Regions from separate parts of the Mus musculus genome. Here region 1 is linked to region 2. The links are chromatin loops, found by intact Hi-C in ENCODE. Cell type or tissue: left cerebral cortex. All regions are shown on one strand.

What was found. Peaks named below come from ENCODE experiments on the same cell type or tissue, not always from the same donor. Only the 100,000 strongest peaks of a DNase experiment are listed, where the experiment ranks them.
Region 1: a loop joins it to region 2, with 4 times the contacts of the local background. A loop is called at or near these places in 2 of 42 quality-filtered maps.

The regions. Positions count from the first base shown.
Region 1 is chr9:16,110,589-16,118,588 of GRCm38, forward strand. The region is part of intron 3 of Fat3 (FAT atypical cadherin 3); the gene reads right to left. Among named protein-coding and RNA genes, the nearest start is that of Mtnr1b, 240 kb to the left of the region's middle. In left cerebral cortex, no CTCF peak of the experiment used is centred here; DNase peaks (open chromatin) are centred at 1,953, 3,550 and 4,412; H3K27ac peaks cover 2,153 bases.
Region 2 is chr9:16,269,326-16,277,325 of GRCm38, forward strand. All of the region lies in intron 2 of Fat3 (FAT atypical cadherin 3), which reads right to left. Among named protein-coding and RNA genes, the nearest start is that of Fat3, 230 kb to the right of the region's middle. In left cerebral cortex, no CTCF peak of the experiment used is centred here; DNase peaks (open chromatin) are centred at 1,580, 3,659 and 4,810.

The DNA of each region.
Region 1 (8,000 bases), 160 kb before region 2:
ATGCATTGTAAGCAGCTGCCTTATGACTTCCTTTCTGTGTGAGCTTGTGTCCCTTTAAACTGTGAGCCAAAGCACCTGTAAGCTGCTTCACGTGGAGTAGTTGACCACAGCAACCAGCATCTCATAGTCTGTAACGGGTAGCCATTGATTTCTGTTGAGTCATGTTGATCGATTGAAAGAAATTCATCTAGCAACATCCTGTAAGGACTCTTTCACAATTTCTCATACCTTAGTGGTCTTGCTACTCAACCATGAAAACACCTTTGTTCCCAAAACAGAAGAGACTAAAAACACAACCTGAATTCCTCAGGCAAAGCAGACCTAGTGTTACCTTATCTGGTATTTCCTGAGGGGAAACTGGGGTCAGACTCCTGCTCTGTTACCCTTCCCTGAGACAGATCCACCTGTCATTATGCTGTGACTGAAAATGTTTCTGTGGCAAAAGTTGCCTGCAACCCACTTTTATATGAAAGTCTGACATTTTGCGTGGCAGAATTAAAAAAAAAAAAGCGAGAGAGAAATCACCTCAAGCCACTGACATTTCTCTGGGAAAGTTCCCAGCTCCAGAGAGGGCTGAGTGGAAGTGGCAGCTAGCCCCAGGTATTCTTCATTGTTCTTCATTCATTCCAGAACACTTGGACCTCCAGAAGGAGGGAATGGAGAGAAAGGGCTGCCATTTATTGCTTGGGATGACAGCATTGTCCCTGCCAGAACCAACATTCTTCAGGCCACTTGTGTATAAGTAGTTCATCAGCACTGGTTCCTCTTCATAGGCCATTCACCATCACCCCAAATGCCATCTCTTGCTCTTTAGCATCCCCCAGGCTCTAGGAGAATGCTTGGCCTCCATTCTGTAGCTGTTTGGCTCAGGTTCTGAATTATCTCAGAGGGGAGGGGCTGGTGGTGTAGTGTTCTTCTTTTGTTGTTTGGATTGTGCTGTTTTGTTTATGAGCTTGCTGGGGTTAAATGGGAAATAGGAAAGCAGACAGAGGAGAAAAAAAAAATAAAAAGGCAACCTTAGTGCATGAATGCCTATGGTGGGTTTCAGTACATGGGGAGGCCAAAGGACAGCATCTGGTATTATCCAGATTTGCCTAATTTTCTTTCTTAGTTTGATCTCTCACTGGTTTGGATTGGAAATTGTCATTGCCATTTAGTATAGGGTGGCTAGCTTTTTAACACAGTGCAAACTGGCATGAGATGACAAAACTCCAAATGAGAGTAACTTCTAAGTAAAAGAAAAAGATCAAATTAGAGGATCTGGGCAGGATCTCCACCTCTGTCATGCAATGGTCATCATTCTTATTACACATGAATGGAAACAGGCTCAAGGAAGCCTTATAGAGAGCCAAGAATGAGGGCCTCATCAAGTCAGACCAGAGGGCATGTGTGTAGAGACTGTTTCCCTCCTCGAATGTAGAGCTGACTATGAACCAAGGTCGAAGGAGTTGACATTTGAATGATCCCAGCAATGGCATTAATTCTTAGGAGTTTGGTGAGCAGGAAGGGAAGGAGCGTCTCGTTCTTGACAAGTGAATTTCAGGAAGTTTCAGAAAATCTGGAGGAATTCTTTGGAAGAAGAATACCAATTGAGAAAAGATTACCCATTTTCATCACTTGTCTTTCCTATTTGAGGATTTTGTCTTTGAATTTCTCCCTTTCCTTCTTATGAATTAGACAGAGAGTCGTTGCTATCAGAAGTAGATGAAATAGCCACAGTTGGTACCTGTTAAATGTTCGAAAATCTCTAGTTTTCCCTAGAACCATTATTTTGCGTTCAATAACATCTTATTGTGATAGGTATCTGGTTAACCTTTCTTCTCCTGCAAGTGAACCTTGGAGACAGTGTGAAGTTAGGTGATATTAGGCTCCTGAATCTAAAGAAATGCCATGTGTTCCTGTGGCAAGCAAAGTTCCCTCCAAGCTCTCCAACCTCTCAGTATTAAAATGGCTTTGGCTATACAATCTACTTGGATAAAAGCAACCTAAGAAGGCCTCATAGAAGCTGAGCATGAATCAGCATTGCATCTGACACAATGAGAAATGTGACCAGAATGAATTCTTGTTGAGAAATTGTAGAGTAAAAACTTCAGTCAAAAGATGGCCTAGTCAGCCATCACTGCAAAGAGAGGCCCATTGGCTTTGCAAACTTTATATGCCCCAGTACAGGGGAACGCCAGGGCCAAAAAGGGGGAGTGGGTGGGTAGGGGAGTGGGGGTGGGGTGGGTATGGGGGACTTTTGGTATAGCATTGGAAATGTAAATGAGCTAAATATCTAATAAAAAATGGGAAAAAAAACTTCAGGACAAATATATGGCCAAATGATTACTTCTGTATGAAATCCAATATTGCAAACAAAATGCAAAACCTGTCCTTGCTAGAGATAGATGATCAAGAGAGGGAAGGGGAAGAAAAACCTACTAGAAGGCATCCATGCAGAAAGCAATCAAATGAACAATCTCGAATTTGAATATATTCTATAGGGACCATGTTTCCCTAATGCATCATATATTGATGCAATGTTTGAAATTCTGGGATGAAAATTCTCAAATAATATAACAAATTCATTGCATAGCTCATGTTTATATTTCTAAGATATAATAGTAATCATTACTCTTTAAAGGGATGTAAGTGCTTATTTAAAATGTGATATGTGGGTGTAACCCCATATAGGTTCTGCATAGACATCACCATTGATGCTTTCTTTGTTAACTCATTTCCTAGAAGAATGCAAAATAAACTTAATGACAACCAGAGACCCTGGTAAAGAAACAACACACTGAGAGCTATTCTCACACCAAGGTTCCATTATCATTTATGTCCTTCCCTTGATCTACAGAACTTCAGCTGTGTCTTTATACATAGTGACAGAAGACCAAGATCAGTCAGATTGTCACTATCTTTAAGCAGATCACAGTCTGATATGAAAGGCCATTTGCTAACTTGTCTTGTTATAATCCAACAAATTAGACATACTTGATAGCTCTGTTTCCTGAGTTAAAGTATACAGTATAGAATATGAGATCATTGATGTCAAGATGCAAGAAAGGGAAGATTCATCTTGGGTCCTAGAGGATGGGTCTGAGCTAGCCAATCAGGAAAAGGACATACTATGTTCTCTATACATTTTTGTGGGAAAATGTGGTGGTGAGAAGAAGAATACATACTTGGAAAACAGAAGTCCAGACATGTCCATGAAGATGCTTTCATGACAGTCGAAGGGATACATTTCATCATTGGCAATGAGGGCTTATCTAAGCAGTTCCAACTTACATGGATTTAACATTATGGTCTTAGCATAACTAGCAGCTGCATGAAAGCTGTAATGGGAAGAAGAAATTTTAGCTGGATTTGTTGGCAAGGTCTTGCTTTAAGCCAGGGGAATGGCAATGAGTAAGAGGACCTGAGCAGACTCACAGGGTAGGAGGCAGGTTATTATTGGTTTGATGTGGGAAGTGGGAGACGGAGTACTTGAGGATGGGAAGATCTATTGCTTTCTATATTTGGTTCTTTAGTTGAACAACTGAGTAGGAGGATGAACCATTTCTCAAAAGGAAGAATAAGCTTAGACTGCAGCACTTTTAGAGTGTGGGCGTATGTTTTATATGAAAAATGTAAAATTCAGATGGAATATGATTAGTCTCAGGCACAGGAGAACAGGCAGATGGCAGAGAGGTGGGCTCATCTGGCAGACCAGCAGCAGAAGCTCCAATCTCCCACTTGTAGCTAACACTCCCACTTTCTGGTCTCTCCTCTGACTCTGACTATGTAATTTCCTGTTCTTACCGGTGACTCTATGTCACTTCTGGTCTCTACTAAGCTATTACTTTATTTCCTGTTCTCTCCCGTGATTCTGATTGTTACTTCCTATTATCTCTTGTGGTTCACTTCCTATTTTCTCTTAAACTGTGATCTTATGTCACATCCTGTCTACTATTCTGTGTCTCCATGTCACTTCCTGGTTACTAATCTGTAATATGAACTTCTCTCTCTGTAGAATCAGTATGAATTCTTGTCCTCATTCTTAAAGCATATTATGACCTATTCCTAAACTCCTTTGTCCTTATCTCCCTTACCCTGGATGTTCAAGAAAAACATTCACTCAGTGTATCCCAAATACTTCCCCGTGGAATTTGTACTAATTTCCTCAGCTTTAGAATTCCTCTTCCCACATTTACTTCAGAGCAAAATATGAATCATCTCAATATCTCCCCTAAATATCAGTATAGCATTAACATGCTCCCCAACTGGGTCAATGGCACACAATCTCCTGTCACTCTAGGCTTAGGTGGACTCATGGCTTTGGTGAGCAACCCTTCCTCCTCCAGCCTGCCCTTTCACAAGCTTAATGAACCAGTTTCCTGGTGTGGAGTAGGACTTTATTGGAAGCATGCCCATAGGACGTGCTAAATAAAGAAGTGCTGAGTGGAAATGGCTCTTTGGGCCTTGCACGTACAGAATAGTCTGCTCCACTCATGGGAGCGCAGGCTTCCTATCACATCAACAGCTAAAAGCTTCAGGGCTGATCAGCCAGGTCCCAGAGGGGATAGAAAGCTTGAGATGATGTGATGAAACATGACAAATGACTTAGGAGACTGACAAAATTGCAGAGATTAGACCTCCACGCTCCTCCCCTGCTCATCTGACTTGTCTTCTTGTCAGGACGCTTCCTGTTTAGCTCAGAGCATCAAGATTTCTGTGGCAGAGCAGGATGAGACGCGTGCATTACCATAACAGTTTCATTGTTGTGTTTCAAAGTTTATGAACTCATCAAAAATGAAACATCACATCTTACAGGAAAGCATGTGGCCTCAGCTGTCAACAGTTTAATGTTGTCCAAGGGAACAATATAATTCTAGCTATAGTCAAGAAGGACTTCAGAGTCCACAGCATTGTGCTTTGCAAACCTTTTACTCCCCAAAATTGGGATCATAGAAACAAGTGGGGCAGACACTCCCCACGTCCAAATGTGCCCCTAGTTTCTGCTGTACTTAAGAGAATGTCACCATGTTCATGACCATGACAATGTCTCTTGGTAAGATGCTCTCACCCTGTAAAACAATTCATTAGCAACTTGGAGGGGGGAAGCAGATTTAAGTGGTGATAATTTTGGTCATAAAATACAACTTCTTCTGTATGTGTCCTAGTCTGGCCTGTGAATATAATTTGAGTAATTTCAAATACAACAACAATGATATAAATAGAGAGGTAGGGAGAAAAACGCGAATCATGTGCTTGAGTTTCAAGAGAGTCACTTTTCTGTATAATAGTCATCCACACTGGCAGATGTATATGGCATGCATCTTACATCTGCTTTCAAAAACAAAGATTCTTTGTATCTCTCTAGCGTATAATTCCTTTCTCACAGTCTCCACCTGGATTATATAAATAGCTGCAGTTTATTTTAGGAAAAAGGTTATATGCTGATTTATTGATAATTTATAAAATGCCTTTCTTCTCCTGCCAGATCTTTCTGAATTAGTTGCTTTTTTTTAATTCTAAGGACAAATGTGTTCTGTCTCCCCTCCCCCCACACACATACAAATTCATTGCTACTTCTAAACAGATCAGTAGAGATGAGAAAGTGTATTTATTTAAGAGGACATGTGTCAGCATGTTTTAGCAGCAAACTCTAAGACATAAGAGAAAAATGTCGGTCACACATCCTCACAGCCATCCATTAATCCATGTGTGAGAACATGTTCACAGATCTGGTGTGTGTGTGTGTGTGTGTGTGTGTGAGAGAGAGAGAGAGAGAGAGAGAGAGAGAGAGAGAGAGAGAGAGAGAGAGAGAGAGAGGGAAAGAGAGAGAGAGAGGGGGAGAGGGAGAGAGAGAGAGAGAGAGAGAGAGAGAGAGAGAGAGAGAGAGAGAGAGAGAAGAGGCAGGGCATGGATCTTGGACTTGAGTTCTTTCAAGTATTTACTCTATCTGGAAAGAACATTTCCTCTCAGAACTGCAGCACATGTTCTATCCCCATGACTCAAGGGTCAGAGAACTGCATACCTTCCTATCCCTACCATGTAATCACATTTTACTAAATCTTTCTGTGAATATTTCTGAAATACTGTGCTAAGCTTGAAACAGACAACCCGTATCTGAACAGCTCACTGCAGAACCCTCCCTAGGCAGGTTTCTTCTTTCTTTTAATCCCTAATGTCCCAATTCTCAAATGCAGGCTTTATGGGATTCTAAGGTAATTCCAGCATCATCCAGTGGACTTTTGATGTTCAAATCTGTAATTATTTGTGCTTCATAATGAAGCATATAAATAATAAATTATTTTAGATTAAAATATGTATGCATTTATATACACATACACACACACACACACACACACACACACACACACACACACACCTTTCTGCACATATGGAAAGAGAGCAAGCAAGTGATGGGATTACAGATAAGCATCTGGAGATCACATCCAGGGTACACGCACCCTAGGTAAGGAGTCTACAAACTGAGCTACATCCTCAGTTCCCCTAGGATACTATTTTCTGAAGATTAGCTTTTACTAATTCCATTGACATAACTTTTACAGTCACGAGGGTCAGACTTTGAAATAGCCCCACTGTGAAAACAGCTGTTGCAGTTTAAAGCATGATCTATGATGAGAAAATATTTTATTTGCTTTCTTTCTAGGAGATTGTGATTGACAGATTGAAAGACTGAAAAAGTCTTTAGGTTCCTAGGGTTCAGAGAAGAGAAATGATTTTTTAATTTCTCTCCAAGTCCTGATTCTTACTGCAAGGAGTGGCTACATTCACAGTTTAAGAAACAATATCATAGACTTAGAGACCCAAAGTATTTCCCTCTTAGCATCTCAGTTCTTAAACTAGCTAGACTAAGAAAGTAAAGGTATCTCTCCATCATGTGAGATTTCGTTAGGGGAGAGCAGCCTAGGTTTTGGAGTGGTTCTGCACTGAAGGGCTCATTACTGCAATTGGACATTTTTACAGGCAGACCTTTGCTCTGAACCTGTTTATCTTCTCACTCGGTCAGGCTCTGGGGACCCCTGGATACCTATTCCAGGCTTGACATTTGTAGAATATTGTAAAAGAACCTGACATGCCCTGAGTGTCTTTATTCAAATTGAGAGTTCTAATGTCAAACTTGAAACACATCCTTCCTTGTCTTTACTATACCTTTACAAACTTCCTGACTTTCATTCCTATCCCCGACAAATGTGCCTGTGCTTTAAATCGGTAATATACACTTAATATACACTTAATATACACTTAAATCAGTAATATACACTTAAATCAGTAATATACACTTGAATCAGTAATATACACTTAAATCGGTAATATACACTTAGGGTAGTTGCTAAAATACTTCACCAAATGGGTTCCTATTGTGCTTCTTCTATGTAAAGTTCCTCCCAGATCATCAGATTAAGATGGAAACACGAGACTGTGAGTTTTGTTATCATGGAGACAGCAATTCTTCTTCACATTTGTTCTCAGCTTTTCCTGTGGGCCCTGAAAGGTACATTCATAGTCTGCACATGAGGCTAAGGGGAAAAAATCCCAAGAAGAAACCTTAACCCTCACCTGCTGTTTAATCGTGATTTCACCCGAGTACCTACCTCCATTCAAGAGTGGCTGCATATCTGCAGTGCACTCCCGACTTGCCTTGCACATGTACAGGGATCCAGGCTGTGTTTCCTGGGCTGCTCTCTGCAGCTACTCCTCATGTCTCCCTAATGGTGGATCCCTGCAATGCCTTTAAGTGCACTGACACGTAGCCCTCTTGACTCATATGGTAAAAATGAGACCATCCTCCACCATCAGCCTCACTTCCTTACTTCTAAAGGATTCATATCAGGGGTCTAAGTCTGGATAATGACCCTCTCCTAATATTGCTTCCCAAGAAAAAAATTCTTTACCACAGCGCCTGTTTTTCTTCTGAAACTTCCTGTTCTGTTATCAATAAGATGATAGCCACGAAGAGCAGAGAAAGTGCCCAATGTAAAATGCAGGAGCTTTCTCAAAGGAGA
Region 2 (8,000 bases):
ACTCCAATGAGTAGAGACCCATTAGAGGCTTAGCAGCACCTGTCCAGTTGCAATGAAGCCTGTCTAGGATCTCTACCAGTGCATCCTGGGTACCAGGGGCATAGCAGGAGAACTTGAAGACTGTGGTACTACACCTGTTCTTTGATTGTCCTGGTAATCCTTACAGCTGTAAAGATAATGAATGATACTGCCCCCAAATGGAAATTCATTTTCCATTAGGTAAAGGTCCACATGCTTCATGCAACTTGTTCTCCTCATCAGATGGAACAGCTTCCTGTCAATACTCAGTGTTGAAGATGCTCATTTTCCTATTTCACTGAAATTAGTCTTGTACCTAGATATTAATGATGAAATGGTACTTTCTAGGCCCATGCTTTTCTGTTAACGAAGTAAAAGCTGAGATTGAAAGAATCTAAATAGTGATCTACTGTGGCAAACTTCAGCCTTCTGTGCCAAAAATTTATGGCTGTAAGGTCAAGGGAATCCTGAATTCTAAAATAAAAATCTTGAGCCTAAGTTTTCTAATCTAAAGAGTATAACTAATTTTAACTAACCTATAAGGTTTCTGTGTTTAATGAAATACACCCATTAAACTGCCTTGTAATATCACTTTTCCTCTTCCTTAGAAGACCAAGAACAGGTTAATGTATACAAAAATGACCTAAAAGGCGTACAAATGCTCATGATAAACTATAGTATTGTTTTAATCATCTATGACAAGAGTTGACCTGCGTTCTCTTGGTGTAATCCAAAGAAATTTTGAAGAAATTCTTGAAAGAATGCTTTGAATTAGAAATAAAATCCTATGGAAGGCCCCTGACTGTTTACAACATCCTGACACAGAAGAGGTCTTCTGATGATCTATACTGCTTAGGAGGCAGTAACCTGAATGGTAAGCCAGCAGCCTGTTAGAACTAAGATATTATCCATGTCCACTTAAGGCTGTGGCACGAGTCCAGTTTGCTGTAACAGACCACTCTCTACTCTTTGTTAAAATCTCTGAAGTAATATTTAGTGCAGAACAAAGAACCATCCAGCCCCAATTTTATGAAATTGGAATTGTATTGCTCTATGCAAAACTAGGTAGATAGTAGAGGCCACTGGAACTGAGTATGTTGATGGCTATCATCATTACTTGCAAATAAACCAGCATTAAGGATTTGAAGACATTTCAAAAGAGTTATTTCTTTTGTCATATGCAATTATAATTAATTCTCCAAAAAACGTATGTGCTCAACACAAATCAGATGAAGCCCCACGCCAAGGGGAGAGATGGGCTCCCTCTGTACTGCACACTAAAATTCTTAATTAAACCCAGGCACTCATAAGTAGTCTCAGAAGAAAGGTTAATGAAATGGGGTAGGAAGGGAAGATGTCTCCAGAGAATCTTGCAGATTTCAGAGCTGTCTCTTTGTTGCTCTTGAGTGAAAGTTAAAAAAATAAAAGCCCTGCTAAATGCATCTCTTTTTCCCTATCAAAAAAAAAGCAAGAAAGCCACTCTCCAGTCCTCTGCAGAGGGCTGTAGCATAATGTATTTTCCAGCACTCTTAGCAGCACTGAAAAAGAGTAGAGAGTTCTGAACAACCAGTTCCTGCTCTCAGAGAGAACTCCTAGGATTGCATTTGGCATAATAATGTCCTGTTACCATCTGGTAGATGTTATACTTTGGACAGACTTTAAAGTAGGTAAGAAGATTTCTATAATCAAACATACACTAGTGTGACCCAAATAAAGTTATGTGAGGCTAACTCTTTTCTATGTTCCATGGGGAAAAAAACAGACTCCAACCGGTGGAGTTCATCTGAATCCCAGGCCAAAGGGCCAACTAAGAAACCCACCATATTCTCTCACTATAGCCATGGAACAAAGAATGGAAGACAATGGGTGGTGGAGTGAAGGACTAAGTGCAGAGGATTGCACTCCAAACACAGCCAGTGACAGAGTTCCTGAAGGTCTGTCCCTCACATTAACTGAGGTTCATGCTGTTGGATCATCTACACGGTGCCAGGTTGCTCCAGGCAGGTGGGGACTCTGTTCTTTCAGTAAGGGTCCATGTGCTTCCTACATTTCTTTCTCCTAATCTGGTGAAATAGCTTCCTGTTCCCCCTCAATCTCAAAGAAAAAGATGTGAATGTTCCTACTTCTCCGACATTAGTCTTTAGTGTAGAAGAGAGGGAGGCACAGAAAGGTTAATGCATTTATTTACTGTCCATTGTTAGGGAGTGGGAGAGTTGAGACCCAATACACATTTAGCAACTGAAAATAGAGTGTTTATTATTTCATAGTCCCTTTGGATCTGGAACCCAGGCATGGCTTAGTGTCTCACAAGAATGCAATCACAATGGCAGCCAGGCTATGTTCTCACCCAGAGAGTCAAGTAGATAAGAATCTGCTTCCAAGATTAACCAGAATGTTGTCAGAATTATTCTACTTGTGGTTGTGCAAATGACAGCCGCTGCTTTGAGCTGGTCATCATTGGAAGGCTGCTGTTGGTCCCTGGAGCCTGTCCATAGCCTTCTCATCATATAAACATGCTTGGCATGTTGCCTACATTTTCAAACCCACTAAGAGTCTAGAATGGAATTAAAACTTTTGCCTCACAAGCATAAGAACTGGAGCTTGACTCTCCAGAGTCCCATATAAAATCCAGGTAAGCAAGGTGGTCCACCCATAAAATCCCAGTGTCTGCGAGATGAAAACATGGAATCTCCTGGGTTAGTTGGTCAGCTAGAATAGCTGAATTGGTGGGTTCATTTCTGGATTTAATGAGAGAACATCACAACAGATAAAAAAAAAAAAAAAAAACCATGTATCAAGAAAGATCTCAGTATCCATCTCTAGCCTCTACATGGATACACATACACAACATGTGCAAGTGTATCCAAAAATATGTGAACACACATGTACACAACACACACACACACAACTTTAGAATTATATGCTCATAACAGTCTTAATCAATATTGTATTATAATCATTTTAATCATGAGAGTCACTTTTACAATATTCTAGGGGATACAAAACAATATCAACCACTTATACAAGAGAAGGGTATTTTACCAAGATATAAACACCAGAAGGCAGGGGTTTATGGTCACCAGATATCTTGCCAGATAGAACTAATAGTCTTCTTTGTATAACATGCCTTTTACTTGAGAATTTCTAGTTCAGTCCATGGCTTTGACAGGCATTTCCAAGGTAGAATCAGAAGGACTGGGAGATGTTAGCAAGTTCACACTAGTACTGGATTTAATACATGGACTTTAGAGACATAAAGATGTGGTTTGAGTCTCTGTCTTTTCCTGCATGACCTTGGTTAACTCACTTGCCCTCACTGAGCTCAAAGCCTTCATGTTAAAATGGCACTCATGTAGGTCTACTACTTTGGGCAAGGGCTTGAGTGAGAGACCATCAGGGTAACAACACCTGGATGTCTGACTTAAAAGATGCATTCAGTGGAGGTTTGTTGCTGCTGTTAACAACTATGGGTTTGGTTGCTTCTGTGTATGGCATAAGAATAGGAATTACATAGGACTCTTGACTGAAGAATTAACATGGTAAGAACTCCTTCAGAATGCAGTGCTTCCATTCTTTCACACAATGTTGCAGTTATAAGATTAAATCCCCTTAGCAGCAGGCAGCACCCTGTTGTTTTGGGAGGGAGAATTATTTTGGAAACATGATATAATTTAAGCTCTGCCCTTCTGTCTCTCCTGCTGTCAAGTGCCTACTTTCCTCCTCTCCAGTAAAGGTTGCACTCCCCAAAACCTGAGATGTTCACTTAAAAAAAATTAAAAGGAAAAGAAAAACCTGCTGCAAAGCTCTTCAGGGAGATTAGCACAGACACGATACTCAGAATATGATGAAATTAACTTTAGACTCTCTTGTGGTTTTTTCATGCCTATGACATAGGAATCAGAGTTCATCTTTTTTGTTTTTCAGGGGGGGGTGTTTTGTTTTGTTTGTTTTTCGAGACAGGTTTTCTCTGTGTAGCCTGGCTGTCCTGGAACTCAGTCTGTAGACCAGGCTGGCCTCGAACTCAGAAATCTGCCTGCCTCTGCCTCCCAAGTTCTGGGATTAAAGGCGTGTGCCACCACTGCCCGGCTCAGAGTTCATCTTTATGAAAAGAAAGTGGGGAAAAAGGAAGAAGGGGGAGGTATATCCATGCTTATGCACATATGCATTCATGTGGAGGTAGGTGCATGTGTACATGTGTATGTGTGTATATACAAGTGTGTGTGTCTGCATATAAATGCATATGTACATGTATATATGTTTATGAGTAATGCATGACTGTGTTTCTATGTGTACCTGTGAATGTATAAATTTACATGCAGTGCATGTACACGTGTATAGTTAGAATGCGCTCATATGTGTTAATATGTACCTGTGTCTGTGTGTTTCTACATACTCATGAGTATAAGAAACATTAGTATCTTCCTCAATCACTCCACCTTATTTCTAGAGAGAGTTTTACATTGACTAGCCAATTTTGGCCCCAGGGAACTTCCTGTTACCACCTTCTCAGTGCTAGGATTTCAGGTCTATGTCACCGTGACCAGCTGTAAATGAATGCTAGGGATCTGGACACAGGTGTTTTTGCTTGCATGGCAAGTGCTTTGTCTGCTGAGCCATATCTCTAGCCCCTGAAAGATCTAGGATTTTTAATGCAAGTTGATTACAGCATCTGTCACAAAGAGAGTGTCTACTAAATGCTTTTAGAACAAGCCAAGTCATGAATGGATAAATGGAATGAAATCCCACATGCTTTTTCCTGTACCCTCTATTTTGACCTCTTGTTGTTTAGTACTAAGATATGAGACAGACACGATACTAGCAAACATCAGACTTGTGAGAAGAAAAATCACAACAAAATGTTTGGCTAAAATAGACACTACCATCTGTCTGGGTTGCAAAGTATAATTTAGTAAAACAACAGGCAGAACACGTGGTTCAGAGACTGTTAATGCACAGTCAATAAAGTAACTAACCAATCCATAGAAACAGCCCCCAAAGGACAGTTCCGGAATGTTTTATTTGGAGAGCAAATTAAAGCAAAGCAAAGATGAGTCTAGCAAAAAACCAGCAGACTCTCGCCTGTTTCACATATGAGTCCTCAGAGACAGTTGTGAAATTGTCCACATCTTTCCTATGTCTCCTTTGTTCAGGTACAAATAGACCATGTGAAATCTCTGCTTGTGGCTTCACTTTCTTCAATTTTGTGGATGCAACATGGGCACAGAGGTACCTACCTGCTCACAACTAGTATTGATCTATAAGTAGCTACAAGAAGATTGACAAGGCTGCAATTAGCCAGCAAGCCACCTAGTTGTCCTGTTGTCAAATCATCATGAATTTAATTCAGTACAATTCTTAGGGTACCAAGAACCTGGTGTTTCATTCTCTACCGCTGAGAGCAGCCTTCAAATCCTCTGGTTGCTCTAGAACAGTGGTTCTTAGCCTTGCGATTGCTATGACCCCTTGATTAAGCTCCTTGTGTTGTGGTGACCCTAACCATCAAGTCATTTCATTGCTACATCATAACTGTAATTTTGCTCTTATTATGAACTGTAATATAAATATCTAATATGCAGGATATCTGATATGCAACCCACAGATGTGTCATGACAAATAGCTTGAAAACCACTGCTAATAGCTAATTGAGAATTCTCATGGGCACTTGGCACATATGAATTTGTAAATGTGATTGTGTGTTTGTGTATGAAATGAAGGGGGAGGAGGCAAATGTTTGCATTCAGATAATAGATATATGGCCAAAGAATGCATTGTTCATGAGTTGGTTTTTTTTTGAGCCCTCGTATTTTGCTGTTATCTATTCAACGTGGCATTATCATTATGGTGATTAAAATAAACAACATTGCCAATACACGTTGTACATTGATGTTGATAGTTCAGGCAGAGCTACAGTTAGGGCCTCTTCTGTTTTCATAAAAGAATGACTTTGGAGGTGGCCATGTCTGTTTCTTTGGGTCCACAGAGAAACTTCAGTCTATGCCATCTTCTACATAAAATGTGCCAATCAAGAAGCAGGACAGAAAAGACATGAACAAATTTTTCTATCTTCAGCATTTATTATTTTTATCAAATTTCTAAGTCAGCATACAAAGCAATATGTTTCATTACAACATTTTCATATACTTTTCCTTCCCTAACTGTCCGCTAATGACCCCTGTTCTGGTGCCTTTTCTCTCCTGAAGCAGCCTCAGCTGTTTTATATTATATGAACCTCATTATTCTCTCTTCCCTTAAGATATCATTCTCTCCTCTCATAGTCTCCTTTGTGTTTTCATGGCATGTGCATGCACGTGCATGCTCTCTCTCTCTCTCTCTCTCTCTCTCTCTCTCTCTCTCTCTCTCTCAGACATGTCTCAAAGATTACTTGTCCAATTAACTTCTTTATGAACAAATAAATTCAGCTCACCACACACTCAGTACAATTACAGTCTAGCAACCTGGGAGTCTGATTTCAGAATATTATTAACTGTATTTATTAGCGGAAGATGCAATGTAGAAGTGAACATATAGGGTGGAATTTACAGTTATTGCCCTACAGAGAAGGAGCAAGGGTGAGCCAGCCTTCTAATAAAACTTACATACAATAAGCTGGGGTTTGGATTGGGTGATCTGATTTTTCCCTGCAGCTCAGTGACTTACATAAGACAACATTGATGAAATCATATTATTTGTTTCCCTTCTCAGCAGAGGCCTGATGAAAGCTATATCCATTGTTCTAATGTAATTTTTATTTTTTCAGATTTATCTTTGTGAGCACCATGCAGTACCTGTCTCTCTCTACCCTAGCAGAGAAGATGGGTGTCCTTGACAGCATCTTACACTGTATCTCCCGGAGATTTTTCTTGTTCACTGGGCACACAAATTGCCCTTTCCTGTATGCTGCATTATATCAGTTCTAGGCCAATAGAATAAACAAACTGTAAAACAAAGAGCCAGGCATTGTGCCTCATACCTGTAATCTTAGTACTGAGCAGCTGAGACAAGAGGAATGCCAGGAGTCTGAGGCCTACTTGGGCTACATGGTAATTATGAGATCATCCTGATCTAGACAGTGAGATTTTGTCTCAGGAAATTAAAAACTTAAATAACAACAAAAGCAAAAGAAAACATAAATCAACTAAGAGGGGAACACTAGGTTTTATAACACAGAGCCAGAGACAATTTGAAAGTCCTTTGCCAGAAAGGCAGGACTTGGAGCAAAGGGTTATATTTATGAGAAAGGCCATTCAGATGTTCTTAAGGAAAAAGTGAAAAGAACTCACCCCCTGGTTACCTTTCGGTATCACATGCTAATGCTTTCATTAACAATGGAGGCATGCAACACAGACCTTTGTGAAAGTCAATAATAACTCCCCAAATCAGCCAAGCTCTTAGAATCTATGGCACTAGGTAGTAAAAACTTGAGGTCTGACTTTAGAGAAATGAGGGAAAAGATTTAGGAGGTTTCTGTCTCAGGTTGTAAGAACCAGAGCTGCAGGGGGATCAGGAACACACACTAAGAGTGTGTTCAAGTGTGTGTGAGTCCAGAGTGTGACTCAAGTGGCAAGAGACATGTAGTGAGGTGAGAAGATTCCCGTCCTGCTGTGAGTGCAAACAGGGGGACCAGGAACTTGGAAGTAGATACAGGGTCAGAAAGATCTGGACCTCAGTCTGGATTCTGGGGAGCCATTTAATGTCTTCAAAACTTACCTTTATTCATCTACAAAATAAAGAAACAAAGACCCCATGTAGTCAGGTTGATATAATGATTAAATATCATACATATCTAGCAGCAGATCAGACACATGATAAAGACTCATAATTTTGGTTTCTAGGGGATGTATCAATTCTTAACTCTAGATTAGTTATTATAAGAGTTTTTATTTATATAAATATTCTGAATATAAAATTAGAAATGATTAAAAAAAGAAAACATATTCATCAATATACCCTGGAGTGTGTGTGTGTGTTCCTCAACAATTTTT